Regions from separate parts of the Homo sapiens genome. Here region 1 is linked to region 2. Evidence: chromatin loops called from intact Hi-C (ENCODE). Cell type or tissue: PC-9. All regions are shown on one strand.

The links. Peaks named below come from ENCODE experiments on the same cell type or tissue, not always from the same donor. Only the 100,000 strongest peaks of a DNase experiment are listed, where the experiment ranks them.
Region 1: a loop joins it to region 2, with 12 times the contacts of the local background. A loop is called at or near these places in 1 of 110 quality-filtered maps.

Annotation. Positions count from the first base shown.
Region 1 is chr5:37,173,439-37,181,438 of GRCh38, forward strand. It overlaps CPLANE1 (ciliogenesis and planar polarity effector complex subunit 1), which reads right to left. Exons shown (of 53, transcript NM_001384732.1): 27 at 7,419-7,567; 28 at 6,579-6,745; 29 at 5,923-6,005; 30 at 4,183-4,262; 31 at 2,471-2,548; 32 at 317-509. Among named protein-coding and RNA genes, the nearest start is that of CPLANE1-AS1, 72 kb to the right of the region's middle. In PC-9, no CTCF peak of the experiment used is centred here; no DNase peak of the experiment used is centred here.
Region 2 is chr5:36,455,371-36,463,370 of GRCh38, forward strand. No RefSeq gene overlaps it. Among named protein-coding and RNA genes, the nearest start is that of SLC1A3, 150 kb to the right of the region's middle. In PC-9, CTCF peaks have their summits at 4,385 (motif pointing left) and 4,587; DNase peaks (open chromatin) are centred at 2,351, 2,791, 3,951 and 7,121; H3K4me3 peaks cover 599 bases; H3K27ac peaks cover 2,434 bases.

The DNA of each region.
Region 1 (8,000 bases), 720 kb after region 2:
CTAGAGGTCTTTTTTTTCCTAGTAGAATTTTTTTTTCCTAGTAGAGTTTCCTAGCAGAGTCTCACTATGTTGCCCAAGCTGGTTTCAAACTCCTGGCCTCAAGCAATCCTCCTACCTTGACCTCCCAAAGTGCTGGGATTACAAACGTGAGCCACTGCGCCCAACCAGTTATAAACATTTGAATGAAAAGTACCCAAAGCAGAGAAATGCTTGTGATATAATTTTACCTTGTCAATTTCTGGAAATCTATTAATATTTTAAAACCCTACATGTACACTATGTGTAGATTTACTTACTTATATAGAGATGTGCTTACCTGAACTAATTTAAACATTTCATCTTGCAGCATCTGCCTAACGGACTCCGAACAATCTGGTAACTGAGCCGTGAATTCATTTCTCTGGGTCTTCTGAGGTGTTGGAGCAGGTGGTTGTGAAGCAACATTGACTCCATTTGATATCAGAAGTGGAACTGAGGAAGATTTTTCTTTATATGTAGAAATCTGTGCACTGCGTGGAAAGCATTTAAATAAAAAACATGCATTAAAATTGACAAAAAACAAATTGAATGTCTATGATCAGAATATTTTGATCCCACTTTTGTCTTCCAATTTAAAGGTTATTCTAGTAGTTTTCTAGAAATTTAAACCCTAAAGCCTTTCTCTCTAGTGCCCGTCAGCCCCCCAGACACATTCGTCATCAGCTCAATTTTCATCTTTATTAAGGGATTGTCTAGTCAGTGATGGGCTCCTTCATAGGGTGTTGCAAACCCAAGAGCTGACATATATTTTACTTGCCTGGTCCCTGTGGACATCTGAATTTGAGACCTGTGGAATCATTCTGATTAGCTGTACAGACTTCACAATTTGTAATTTGGCTTAGAAATATGTTTTTGACTAAAATTAATGATCCAGCATAGAGTTAAGAAAACTACGGAAAAACTGGGTTTAAAAAACTTAATTCTAGGATCAGTAGAGAAAACTACTGTTTATCATCATTAAATGTGAAACAATAGTACTGTGAACATTTCATTTCCAAGCAAACCTCAGAGTTTAAATGTACCATAAACCCTAATAAAAAATGCTTATTTACAAATAAAAATTAAGGATCAAAGCAAGGTGTTTAGGTTTTTTTTTTAAAAAAACAAAATGACTGTTGGGGGATGACTCCTCAAACATAGCAGATACTCAAAGTTTTCTACATTTTATAAACTAAGCAAGGGAGCAGGCAGTTATCAGATTCAAACAGATCACTGTTTCCAAAAAAGAAAAGAACATATTAAATTTCATATAGACTTATTTAGGTTTACACTCATTCCCATTTGGCAATAATATTTGCCTTTTATCGAGCATCTTAACACACCCAATAAAAAAACTTTATTTGGCAAATTCACAAAAAATAGGCATTACAACTGATCTATCTTTTCCTTTTCTGCCAAAGTGAAAGCTTTGAGTGTTGCTCCTTGAGAATCATGTTTCTCACAGCTGCTGCCAGCCTCCACTGTCCCCAGCTTTCTTAGCTGGGTGACAAGGGAGTTAGTTGCCCAGTGACAGGGATCTGGAATCTAAAGAGTAAGCGGAGCCAAAGAAGGTTTAGGAGGCACCCTCTGGCGACTGGGTTCCTGAAGTGTGATGGAAGGGGGAATGGGTTTCAGGCTGACCCCTCTTCAGGCATTCCTAGTAAAGCCACAAGGGGCTCCAGGGCTGTAGAGGTCCCCTTGGGCACAGGGTGGGTGCATTCATGCTTGCACAAGTCACTGGCACTCAGGAAGGCCTTGGGACAGTAGGGGCAGGTATAGGGGTAAACTGAGCTGTAGGTACAGCTGGATGTGCACAGCCCAGGCCAGTCTCAGAAGCTCTTTAAACTGAGTGTAGCAAAAGGGCCGGATCTGGGTATGAGGACTCATGCAGACGCAACAACATTTTGTGAAGAAGGTCTCCTTGCACAAACAGATCTGCCCATTTTAAAACAAGTTTATTGGGCTTTGCTTTCAACAGGTCTCAAGGAGATCGATTCTAACTATGAAAATTTTTTTCTGAGGTAAAGCTGTGCTATATTTTCCTATTTCGGCAAGATTTCTAAACACTAAGCACTCTGTTCAAAAGAACCGGATGAGTCTGTTCTGTGAGAGAATTAAAAGCATTTCAAACACTACAAGAAATCAGTTAGAAGCTGAAAATGAGCAACAACTTCATCTTTCAATAATATATCACTACTTTTTTTCAGAAAAGACTGTTCAACATAGTTCCTGTGTAACTTTAAAATACAATCGCTAGTGGAAACTCAGTAATGAAAGATGTCAGATCTGTGTGCTTATGCTGCTCTTTCAATGTTTTATGTTGCTTTCATTTTTCTTAGTTTTTAGTCAAAATGTAGCAATTGTTTCAAAAATGGTACAGTCGGCATACTTTCACTCTGTGATTTGTAAAACACAACTATTTTTAAATGGTATAGTAGGCAAAACTTCTTACCTAGAAATTTCTGAACTCGTATCTACTTGCATTGATTGAGGAGTGGTATGCCCAGGATGTGAAAAGGCTTCGATCATACTATCAATAAAAATTAACAGGTGATTAGTAAGCAAGATATTCTTTGCATTATCTAAGGTATGAGTGATCTATGCTCAGCCATCTAAGAGTCTAAACATCCTCTAATCTTCTATAATGTTTAGCTCATAATTACAATCTGTTTACATTTGTCTCCATAGCAATTAGTAACAGATCTAAGCAAAAGCAAAAAAATATGTCTGGATGACTTAAAACACCACTTAAATACGGCTGACTGCTCAGCAATGAAAACAACAGAACCCAAAATGAGGGGACATGAGGTTAGTTAAGACCCAAATTTCACCTATAGAAGAGGGAGACACTATGCTCAGAACCCTAGAGCCCATTGTCACATTTGAAACTGTAAAGAGGCTGGGCACGATGGCTCACGACTGTAATCCCAGCACTGTGGGAGGCCAAGGCAGGCAGATCACCTGAGCTCAGGAGTTCGAGACCAGCCTGGGTGACATGGCGAATCCCATCTCTAAAAAAAATACAAAAAAATTAGCTAGGCATGGTGGTGCACACCTGGGCAACACAGCAAGACCCTGTTTCCAAAAAAAGAAAAGAAAGAAAAGAAAAAAGAAACTGTAAAGATTAGTGTTTGTCTTCTCTCTCTCTCTTCTTGGGTAATTTTCCGAAGGAATCATTTTTATGAATAGAAGTATCTAAATTACTTGTAAAGGCCCATAGTATTAAATGCATTCTTTTTAACTGTCCACAGAAAAACTAACAAAATTTGCATACTGAACAGAAAAAGAAAATCTAATTATGTTGCCTTTTTTTTTTTTTTGAGATGGAGTCTTGCTCTGTTGCCCAGGCTGGAGTGCAGTGGCCTGATCTCGGCTCACTGCAAGCTCCGCCTCCCCGGGTCATGCCATTCTCCTGCCTCAGCCTCCCGAGTAGCTGTAACTACAAGCGCCCGCCACCACACCCAGTTAATTTTTTGTATTTTTAGTAGAGACAGGGTTTCACCGTGTTAGCCAGGATGGTCTTGATCTCTTGACCTCATGATCCACCCGCCTCGGCCTCCTAGAGTGCTGGGATTACAGGCATAAGCCACCACGCCTGGCCATGTTGCCTTTCTGATCTAAGGGAATTCTAAAATTTAGAACTTCTAAAATTCTAAAGATTTAGAAATCATGTCCAAACTGCAACACATGAAAACTGCCTTCAGCTCTCCTTGAAGCAATAAGCTAGCCGGCAGTGTATGTGTACATCATAGCCCTAATGAATAGTGTATAGTAATCATCACAACAGTGAAAGATTTTATACATACATAAAATAATTTATAATCATTCTTTATTTGATTCAATAAAAATGGAATAAGTATGAAAAGTGGTTCCCTACTTAGCAGCTAAATAAGCTTTGGCCTATTTACAGCTTTATTTTGATAAGGCTGATAGTGATGAGAGAACAAAAGGCATTTTAGATATCATTATTTATTTCACTCTATCAATACATAGAAGTATAACATTTACCAAAAATCATTTTACCATAACTATAAACTGAAGTTACAGTTTCACTAGAAACACAATACCACCCTAAATCATGTATTGTAAATTATGAAGGAAAAAAGCTGAAAGCTTCACTGAGGTAACCAGTGACAATCACTGTCATACTTTTTTCCCCCTTACCCTTTTTGTTCAGTCGATTTTTCCTCCATAATTGTCTCCAGTGGTTCTTCCCTTTGACACTGAACCTCTTCTGTGAACTCCTGTTAAAATGAATAGTACCCAAAAAGAAAACAGGTAAAACAAATAGGTATTACTGTCTTGAGTATTTTGAGTCTCATATTAGCCACTTAACCAGAGTAACAACAGTCTACAAGCAAGTGAGAAATCAAACAGTAAAATGTACTCCCAGTCCTGCTCTGACCTAATCTTTATACTGTGTGAATTGCCTCCACTCTGTCACACTGGGCTATTGAGCATGCTAAGTTACAAAGACAAGATTGTGTCAGTAGACTAACACACTGTAAATTATATACACCTAACACTATATGATTATTCATTTCCCTGTAAAAACAACTATAAAACCAGGAAAAATGAATCTTTTTTGAAAGAATTGTTACAAGGCAGGCAGATCTACTTGAGGTCAGGAGCTCAAGATCAGCCTGGCCAACATGGTGAAACTCTGTCTCTATAAAAAAATACAAAAAATTAGTCAGGCATGGTGGCGCATACCTGTAGTCCCAGCTACTTGGGAGGCTGAGGCAGAATTGCTTGAACCTGGGAGGTGGAAGCTGCAGTTAGCCAAGATCACACCACTGCACTCCAGCCTGGGCAACAGAGCAAGACTGTCTCAAAAATAAAAATAAAAATAAAAATAAAAAAGAATTGTTACAACAGATAGGGCACGGTGGCTCACACCTGTAATTTCAGCACTTTGAGAGGTTGAGGCTAGGAGTTCAAGACCAGCCTAAGCAACATAGCAAGGCCCAGTCTCTACAAAAAAATGTTTTTTTTTTTTTAAATTAGCTGGGCATAGTGGTGTGCACCTATAGTAAGACCCAGCTACTTGGGAGGCTGAGGCAAGAGGATGACTTTATTCCAGGAATTCCAGGCTGCAGTGAGCCATGATCGTGCCACTGCACTCCAGCTTGGGCAAAAGAGCAAGACCCTCATCTCGAAAAAAAAAAACAAAAACACAGAATTGTTACAATAATTGGAAATGTCTATGTTCCCCCTGGAAATTCAGTGTATAGAGTTTTGAGAAAAATAATATCAAAAAGTATATATATGTATAAAAAGTATACTACAGCTGAATTATACTTTTTAATTTTTTTTTTTAAAAGACAGGGTCTCACTCTGTTGCCCAGGCTGGAATGTAGTAGCACATTACAGCTCACTACAGCCTCAAACTCCTGGAGTCAAATGATCCTCTCACCTCAGCCTTCTAAGTAGCTGAGACTACTACAGGCGCATGCCACCATGCCTGGCTATTTTTTAATTTTTTGTAGAGATGGAGTCTTGTTCTCTTGACCAGGCTGGTCTAAAACTCCTGGCCTCAAGCAATCCTCCCGCCTCAGCCTCCCAAAGTGCTGGGATTACAGGCATCAGTTGCCATGCTTGGCCATACTTCCATACTTTTTAAATAAAGGACACATTTGCTACTCTTGATTAAATAAATTTGCTAAAGCAGTTTATGATGTGAAAACTTCATTGCCTGAAATTATTGGACAGGTTACTACACTGTACTAGAATTTCAGGGAAAGAAAAATGCCACACAGCATGGCTATATTCTACAACCCATGGTGCATTTTTAAGAGCTAGCCCTGCTTTGATATATTTAATAACAATGAATAAAAACATGTATAATTTAAACACTATACAAAATGAAAGAAGAATAATTATATCCACTATTTATTGACTTACTTCTTCTAACTGCTGTGGTAAAGTCATCATGCAAATGGCAAGACTGGGACTTCTGAAACCTCCAACAGATTCTTCAATGTCTTCTAGCGATAAGTGAAGATGAAGAGAAAACTGATCATTTAAAAAATAAGCTATTGACTTTTTAGGGGGCTCAGGGAATATTACCAGAAACAATATAATGACAGAAATATTTTCTATCCTTTTTATAAAGACAGTCTTTGAAAACACCTGGAGTCTATTCCATCTTCATCAGGTAAATCCCAGATGAGCCTTGAGAGGCCTTATTATTCAGTATGTTTAACTCCACGTAGTGCTCTGAGAGTTTCTGTCTTAAGGAAGACTGCTGGGGAGAGGTTTATAGAGTTGCTTCACAGAAATTAACAGACCATAATTATTATATAAGCAGCACAAGACGCCCAATAATGGTAAAAGAGCACCAACATAAAAATACCTTAGATCTTCTTGGTTTTATTAAAACCAAAATTAGAGTTAATATGCTCAATATTTCATAAATATTTAATTCTCTTAATTTTTTATTTTAGGCTACTGTAAACATACTAACTTAGGTATAAGACTAAATAAGTTACCTCAGATAATATTATTTACCAATTTCAAATTAATAAAGCCAAAAAAATAGATTATCTAAATGAACTGACCTTCATAGTCTGATATGTGCATATCCATTTCCTCTTCTGTAAATGCTTCTACTTCTAAAAGATTCTCATCAATATCTATAAATTCTTTTTTAGTATTATGAGTGATGGAAATAATATCATCATTGATTTCTTTTATATCAGGATTTTTTGCTTCAGTTGGCATTCTACTGAAAAAAATGCAGCAACTAAAATTACAACTATTCTTGGAGATAAAGAGCTAATTCAGTTTTGGGTTTTTTTTTTGTTTTTTTTTTTAAGATGGAGTCTCGCCCAGGCTGGAGTGCAATGGCGCAATCTCGGCTTAATTCAGTTTTTTAAAAGCAAAGAACAAACTTTGGTTTCATATTTATAAAATCTTTCTTTAAAAAATTCTGATACACAGAAGCTCAGGTAAAGATTGTTCAGTAAATAACTAAACATCATAGTTTTTATTTACTCGAATGATTGGAATAATTTCAACTAAAATTATCATTCTCACAAAGGACTCTTCATGCTATAATGGGTTTTGCCTTGGTATTCAAAGCTATGTTACTCCTAGCATTGCTTCATATATAAAAATGGATGAAAGGATTAGTTCAACTTCTGATATGGGAAATAAATTGATAAAGGAATCCCTCAGGATGAATTAATTGCTCTCTCAGAAGATATAAGCTAGACCAAGAGGGAAGAAATACAATTTGCAATGAATTGTTAAAGCACCTCAGAAAGCTCACTGCCTGCTCCTCTACTTCAAAAAATGCTCATTCCTTTAACTTTCAAGGGTTTGATCTTCCCTTTAAGCCCAAATGCCATCAAACTACATGTCTTATATTGAAAAGAAGAGTATAATCGGCAACTTACTTCAAGATATTTTGACAAGATTTATTCTGACCATTTCTTTCCTCAGTTCCACCTGGAGTTGCTACTGCAACTGAACCGCCAGCATCTGATTTGCTCTCCCTCTCAATATTGGGTCCAATCTGACACCCAGTGTCACGATTCTCTACCATCTAAAGCAAACCATTTAAAGTATTTAGTATTTATTGAACCCTTTATTTTTCACCATATTTTAAAATTATTCATTCTTTCTACAGGAATTCTGAATAATCCTCTTATTCATTTATCAAATATTTACTGCATTTCTACAACTCAATATTTGTTGCTGAAGCAATGATCAAGTCTTTATTCTAACTGGAAAAAGCAAATCTGACTACCTAAATAGTATTCAAAAGAAATCAGCCTTACAAATTTGTAAGGCATATTGTCATTGTTTTCAGGCCACAAAACAATGGCAAAAAAATTATAATATCCTCATTTCATTCCCTTTGCTATATCATAAAGACATTCAGTAGTTATTTCAAAATGACATAGTAGACAAAAATACATGCAGCTAAAAACACAAGGTACATCCTTTTTGTCTCACTTAAAATTTCCATATACATT
Region 2 (8,000 bases):
GTAAAAAGACAGTGCAATCAATCATTATAGGTCCTAGACTTGGCTAGGCTTTTAAAAATCAGAATTTAGCCGGGCGCGGTGGCTCACGCCTGTAATCCCAGCACTTTGGGAGGCCAAGGCGGGTGGATCACGAGGTCAGGAGATCAAGACCATCCTGGCTAACATGGTGAAACCCCGTCTCTACTAAAAATACAAAAAAATTAGCCGGGTGTGGTGGCACATGCCTGTAATCCCAGCTACTCGGGAGGCTGAGGCAGGAGAATCACTTGAACCCGGGAGGCGGAGGTTGCGGTGAGCCAAGATCGTGCCATTGCACTCCAGCCTGGGCAACAAGAGTGAAAGTCCATCTCAAAAAAAAAAAAAAAAAAAAAAAATCAGAATTTAGTGGAAGTGACCTGGAATAATGAAAAATGATGTACAATTATTTTAGAAAATAATGTAACATCATTGTGCAAAATTGAACATGCTTATGCTCTTTGGTTCATTAACTGTGCTTCTAGAAAAACTTTTGCAAATATGCACCAGAGACAAGTACAAGTTACTTACAGAAGAAGAGTTAATGATACCAAAAATGTGGAAATGGTACACAGAAAAAAAAAATGAGTGAATATATTTTGGTAAATTCACACCATAGAATGTTATACAGCAGTAAAAACAAACTTCAGCTATGCACAACAGCATGGAGATGTTGTATGTATGGTATGCATGAATACAATATATAGTATACGTAATGTGTGTATGGTTTTTACGTATCATACATAATGATACGTAAAACATGCAAGTTACAATAGACCACATGCATATAGTAGACAATACGCACTACAACAGACTACATGCAATATCATTTTTATGATGTTCAAAATAACTAAGCACTCTACTGCCTAGGAATACATACATATATGATAAATTCATTTTAAAAATCAAGAGAATTAAAAGCATAAAATTTGGGATAGTAATTCTTCATGCAGAGGGGATAAGGAAATGATGTGGTAAAGGAAAACAAGTAGATGTAAATAAAACAAATAATATAAGAAATGGTGGTCAAATATTGGGATTCTTGAAGTTGAGATTCTGGAGTGGGTAAGATTACTGATAAAAACAGGGCCCAGGAGGCATGAACATAGGAGTGAGTGACTGAGGTAGAATGGAGGATGAGATGTTGGAGGAGGGGAGGCTGAGAAACTGAAAGCTCAGTGTATGGGAAGACTTATTTGTGTGGATATTGAAATCACCAAAAATACAATGGGTGTAGTGATAGAAAAATGACGGTGATCCAGGAGGGAAGGGAAGTGATGTTAGAGCCAGCAGATGGTTGCCAAAAGGAAGGAAGGTGGCAGACAACATAGTCCCATGTTGAAACTGGGTGTTTTTATGGAGGATATGGGACAATGGCTTGGGAGCAGCACTGAGATGCAAGGAAGACACTCATCCTATTCCAGGCCCTGTGGCGCCAGGCACGTGGCTGAAAAACCAGTGACCTGTATAGAGGGCTGCAGGGGAGCAGTGTCTTGAGGGAGGAGCCAGTTAGAACAAGGACATGAAATAGGTATTTTAGAAATGAGAGGCCGGTCATGGTGGCTCATGCCTGTAATCCCAACACTTTGGGAGGCCGAGGCAGGCAGATCACCTGAGGTCAGGAGTTCAAGACCAGCCTGGCCAACATGGTGAAACCCCATCTCTACAAAAATACAAAAATTAGCTGGGCATGATGGCGGGTGCCTGTAGTCCCGGCTACTCAGGAGGCTGAGGCAGGAGAATCGCTTGAACCCGGGAGGCAGGCAGAGGTTGCAGTGAGCCTAGATTGTGCCACTGCACCCCAGCCTAGGAGACAGAGGAGACTCCATCTCCAAAAAAAAAAAAGAAAGAAAAAAAGAATGGAGATGGTTTCATGTCTATACATTGAATTCCAGAGGTACAAGGGAAGAGTTTTGAAGGCTGCAGAGGGATGAGATATGGCGTCAATAAAGCAGATATACATATCTATTAGAAAGGAGCATCTCGGGGGTGAGGAATGACCAGGGAGTCCAGGGCTTCAAGTGGTAATTGGCTTACACAGAGCTGAAGGCTGTAATGAGATTAGTCCAGAGGATCTCAAGGAAAATAATGCCATGGAGACTGTGGGCATTAATGGATAGGGATGAGCAGCGGTCCTGCAAGAAAGAAGCAAGAAAGTCTGGGAGTTTCTTCAGCATTGCAATGGAGGCAGGAAGACTGGGGGAGGGGCACTCAATTGGTCCCTGTGCTATCCTACTCTAACCTCCTACTGAAAGACTGACATCCAAAGGAATGTAAAATGGCTTCGTTCCAATTTCATTCCTGTATATTGACCACTTCCCTCCTGCATTCTTTTCCAGAACCTTGGCCAAAACCATTCAGAGCCAGCCAGCTGTTACATAATATTCACCATTTGTTTTATTTGTCATTACCCATCAGAACCATTGGAATGATACCCACTGGCCAAAGACCCTTGGGCCCATATTCAAAACCAAAAAACTCAAGAATGAAATAACTGGAAGACCACTGATCTGGGAGCTATTCCTTAGGGTAGGGAGTGCATCCTGTGGAACAAGGAAAGCAGCTGGGAAAAGGAATTACTCTACTCAGGCATGGATTCAGGCTGAGGCTCCAGGGTTAAGGAGCCACTACAGAGTCAGTCAAATCCCTTTGGCTGTTTCCAACATTTCTCATGAGGCGTTTTGCACAAAGACTGTGGTCTTGGCAGGCCACTCACCCCTGAAGGGCTCAGAGTAATAGGATAATTCAGTAGTATGTGGTTACAAGGTGCCACAACCCTCCTGGATAGCTGACATTTTCAAGAGCAATAAAAATACCTGGACAAAGGTTAGAAAGTTCAACAACATAACTCTAGAAAGTTCAACAACATAACTCTAATCACTATCATCAAAAATAACCACTATTAATCATACGTGTGACTTCTTCTGGAAAGAGTAAAATTTTTGGCTATACAGTGATGTAAACTTAAAATCTGACCATCACCCCTATTTTAATTCAACTCAACAAATGCAAACAAATATTTCTTTAGTGCTTATTATATACAAGGGCCTGTACTACGTATTGTGTGAGACAGGAAAAAATGGCAATGCTTTTTTTTTCCATCAAGAATCTTACAAGAGAGATGAATGAGTAGTGAGTTATCTATATTACAAGGAAAAGGCTGGGTGCAGTGGCTCATGCCTGTAATCCCAGCACTTTGGGAGGCTGAGGTGGGCGGATCGCTTGAGGTCAGGAGTTCGAGACTAGCCTGGCCAACATGGTCAAACCCTGTGTCTACTAAAAGTGCAAAAATTAGCCAGGCATGGCAGTGTGCACTTGTAGTCCCAGCTACTCAGGAGGCTGAGGCAGGAGAATCACGTGAACCCAGGAGGTGGAGGTTGCAGTGAGCCGAGATAATGCCACTGCACTCCAACCTGGGTGAAACAGACAGACTCCGTTTCAAAAAAAAAAAAAAAAAAAAGAAAGAGAGAGAGGAAGAGAGTTGTCTACTCAGGATTCAGCCAGATGCTGACTCTGGAACAAAAGTTCAAGTGCAAGTAGTTGGGACAGGAAGGAGACATTGACAGAGGACTGAGACAGGAAGGGAAGAGAGCCAATAAAGGAGTTATCAAGCCAGTTGCCAGTGTAGGTGTCTGAGCTTATTCCCACTAGGGAAATGCTGGGGGGTATTACTGAACACATGCTTCAGGGCTATCCCACCCTAGTGCAACGTAGCTGAGGTATTTATCCAGCATCTCCTAGTCATTGGTTGAGGGCAGCTCCTGGCTTGTGTCAATTCCCCCATACTTTCAGCCTACAGCACTGGCAAATGTAATGAAGCTAAATGGCCAGAAAAAGCCCTCAGGCAAGAAAAAAAAGTACTGCCATGGCAGTTGGAAATCATGAACTGAAATAAGGATGAGGAGATATGGGAGAGGTATGAATCACATCTGTTACAATTGTAACTCGGCAGAAAGGTGAATACCTGAGGGACAACACAAAGAGCTCTTAAGTCTTGCTGTTATAGAGACTTTACAATTCAGGAAATTTTTTTGACTCGACCCCAGTGTAATGAACATTTATCATTCTTACCTGGCATCTCTGCTATTTGAATGCCTTTCCTGTTTAGAGGGACTTTCCCACTTTAGAGTTATGTGTCTCCTTAAGACAGAAACAAAAACCTCTTTTCCCAGCTTCCCTTGTAGCTGCAGAGTAGGCATGTGACCTAGGCTCTGCCAGTCAGATGTACCCATGCAAGACTTCCCTCAGAGGCTCATAATGTAGATGAAGCACCGATCTGGTTAGTCCTGATGAGGGTGGTAGCAGAGATACCAAGCTTCCAATACAGCAGCTGGAAATGGTCTAGCACCTCCTAGTGTCAGAGGTGAAAACTGTGTTATTTGCGTCCAGGCACCAGGAGTGCTATCTACACTGGACCAGTCCTGCAAAGTAGCCTTTAAGTTAAAAAAAAAAAAAGTTTCTGTGAAATACCTAATATCCTTTATAAATTACTTATCTAATGAAACAGACTAGCATGTGGTGTTTGCAGCAAGGAAGCTTGATGATATTTAAAAAGGAAAAAAAAGATTTGTATAAGCAGAGAATTTGGGGAAAGGAATTGCAAGGTCAGGAAACAGCACGAGGACAGGTATGAATGTGTGAAGATCCAGAGTGTGTAGAGATATTTGCTGATTGGTGTGGCTGAGGAAGAAAGGAACTCAGAACTAAGTGTTAGATGGTTGTATGGTTCATTAGGGATCCTGGCAGAGAGCAGCATTGTGAAACTGAAACCATACTTTGAGAAACAGAGGCTTATATCCAAACTGGACACTAACTGTGATGAGAAAGAGCAAAGTGGTTGGAGTGGATTTTGTGGCTTCACAGCAAGTGTGGTTGTTAAACAAAGGTAATGCAATAATCAGCTAGACAAGGCAAAAGGGGGAAGGTCAGAGTGGCGCTGTGGAAAAGGATTGGGCTTCATTATGCTTCAGATCTCGGTTTGAATTCTGTGGCCACGTATTACCATAACATCTTGAATACTTCATTTAATCTTCTTGATCCTCAGTTTTCTTATCTTTAAAAACATAACTAACAAAACCTAATGTCCTACCATAATTAGCTTAAGACATGTAATCCAACAGAGCAGATTCATCGATCTTTGCAAAGACCACACAGCAGAAAGACGTCTCATCAAATGAGAAAAAAAGATAGATTTTTAAACAGGGTTTTGGGGAAGGGTAGAGTTAAGTAAAATTTATCTGAGTAATATTTTGATAAACTCAAAGAAGTCAACATCAAGTCTGGACTGCAAAGAAAACCAAGGGTTCTGTTTGCTAAGAAACTACAAAGTTAAGATGAATGTGAAATGCTGCATTCAAACATTTTATCTGCCAAACATCTGAGTAGACAATAAAGGCCACTGCCCTGTGCCAAAGTGACTTGAATCCTCCAAGCAAGAGTGAGATATTTTATTCCTACTACCAAAAAAAAAAAAAAAAAAAAAAAAGCCGGGCACGGTGGCTCAGGCCTTATATCCCAGCACTTTGGGAGGCCAAGGCGGGTGGATCACCTGAGATGAGGAGTTTGAGACCAGCCTGGCCAACATGGTGAAGACCCATCTCTACTAAAAATACAAAATTAGCTGGGCATGGTGGTGCGTGCCTATAATCCCAGCTACTTGGGAGGCTGAGATAGGAGAATCACTTGAACGGGGGAGGCAGAGATTGCCTTGAGCTGAGATTGTGCCATTGCACTCCAGCCTAGGCACCAAAAGTGAAACTCCATCTCAAAAAAAAAAAAAAAAAAAAAAAACTTTAAGCCAATTAAATTTAACAGTTTAATTGAGCAAACAACAATCTGTTAATCGGGCAGAACCAGAATATGTTCTGAACTACTTTGGGGCTGCCACATGATTCAATAATTTACAGACATTTGATATGATAATGGCTTTGTAGTAGCATTTAAGACTTTGTAGATCATATATTTGAACAGTGGAACACACAAATAAGAAAAGAAATATTTGGTCAGAGTTTGTAGTATACTTAATCAAGAGACCAAGATTAACATCATAACATATGATGTTATGTTAACATCATATAGAATCAATGTAACAATGTGTGTCATACAAAGTTTGTCATGAGGATTTTTGGCATTATGTGAATATTTACTTTCAAATATAATTAAGTATTCTAGCTGTAACTGAGTAAAACACTCCTTGTGTGCTTTACATATTGAAATTCTACCAGCCAGTTAGGGTTTTAATGTACATGTATTTTTCTGACACTAAAATGTAACAATAATTAATGTGATTACATGAATGCATAAAACAATTCACCAAGCTATACACTGATGATTAATATACTTTATACTTGCTGAACCTCAATTTAAAAGTTTTTTTAAAGAAAAAAAGAAAACATCCCTGAAGATAAATTTCTTGCCCAAGATTATACAGCATTTTATTGCAAGAAAATGCAACAAAAATTACTGTTTGACTAATTATTAAAATGTACTTACTTTTTAAAGTACTTATCTTTTTAACTATTTGTGTACATGAAAGTAATAACATCAACAGTCAAGAAATTTCCAAAATAAATAAATAAGGAAATTTGTAGGACATTCACATTTTAAGAGACAGTATGATAGGACAACCTGGGTTCAAAGACAGCATGATAGCCTAAGTCTTTGAACCCAGGTTGTCCAACTCCACCTCCTGCATGATCAATCCCTAAGGTATATTACATGAATACAAAATATATAGTTGCCTGTGAATATTTTACATATAGTCAGCCTTCTGGAAAAGTTGACTTCCCAGTCTAATGGATATAAGATGATAGCCCAAATTCATTAGAAGGGCTAAAAAACCAAAATGAGATATTGCATTAAATGAAGAAAATCTGAAAAAGAAGCTTGACATTTCTCAAGGTTTTTATGATCCTCGAAAGAAGAGATAACTGAGAGGAAAGATGAGTGCCCTTAAATATTTGAAGGTTCTCCAAATGTCAGATCAGAAAATATTACACCCCAGCCTGCAGCTGGTAGATCACAAAACACCACAGCTCCTGTGAGGACACATTCTTGTGGTCAGGAACAGGCAGTATCTTGATCTACTGAATGCCGTTTTTGCTGAATCTGAAGTTGAGGAAATACACTTTCCCCTAGAGGTATTCTTTATAATCTACTGAAAAGATTAATAGAGTCATTCAAGGTTAATTAGATAGTTTCTGACTCTTACTCACTCTCCTACTAGGAAAGGCCACCAATGCCAGTCATAGACCAATCTTCTCCAATCCCACACCCCAGGATTTAAGAATCCGGAAGCTGAACTCATCACAGACTGGAAGCCCTACTCAGGGTCTCAGCAGTGATGGGATGAATACAGCATGCTACCATTTGCTACACCCCATGAGACTCCTCATACTGACAGCTTTCAGAATGAAGGCTCCACTGCTCACAGCCTCTTCTCAGTGTCACTATTACATCATGCAGCATTGGAGGCATGGAAGGTCATTACACAAAAAGCGACTTAAACATAGGTCCTATTTGCTAGACTAGTGGCTGGCAGCCTCTCAGAGTGGTGTGTTGACTATTCTTTCATCCCTAGTGTGGAGGAGACAGGGTAGCACGAGAGGAAAGGTTGAATCCTGAAGTTTCCCTTCTAGCAGGAGCTGCAGAGTGAGGTACCAGCTGTCCTTCACAAGGCAGAGTCTCAGACAGACACCAAAGAGTAAACACACTTCCCCTAAGAGGAAACTGCAGAGCAGGGGGAAAGGGTATAGTAGACCCTGGGCAAGAATGTTAATTGAGGTCCACACATTTCTTATAATTTTAACCAGTAATATGAAGCTGCCGGATTGTATCTGACCTATTTGAGTTGTGTTGTTGATGAGAATAATTTTGTTGCTCAATTTAATTGTTTTGATCAGTAATTAGATAATTTTCTATCTTTTAAAATCACTAAATTGAAAAAAAAATTTTTAAACTCACAATACCAAGGTCTAGCAAAGATG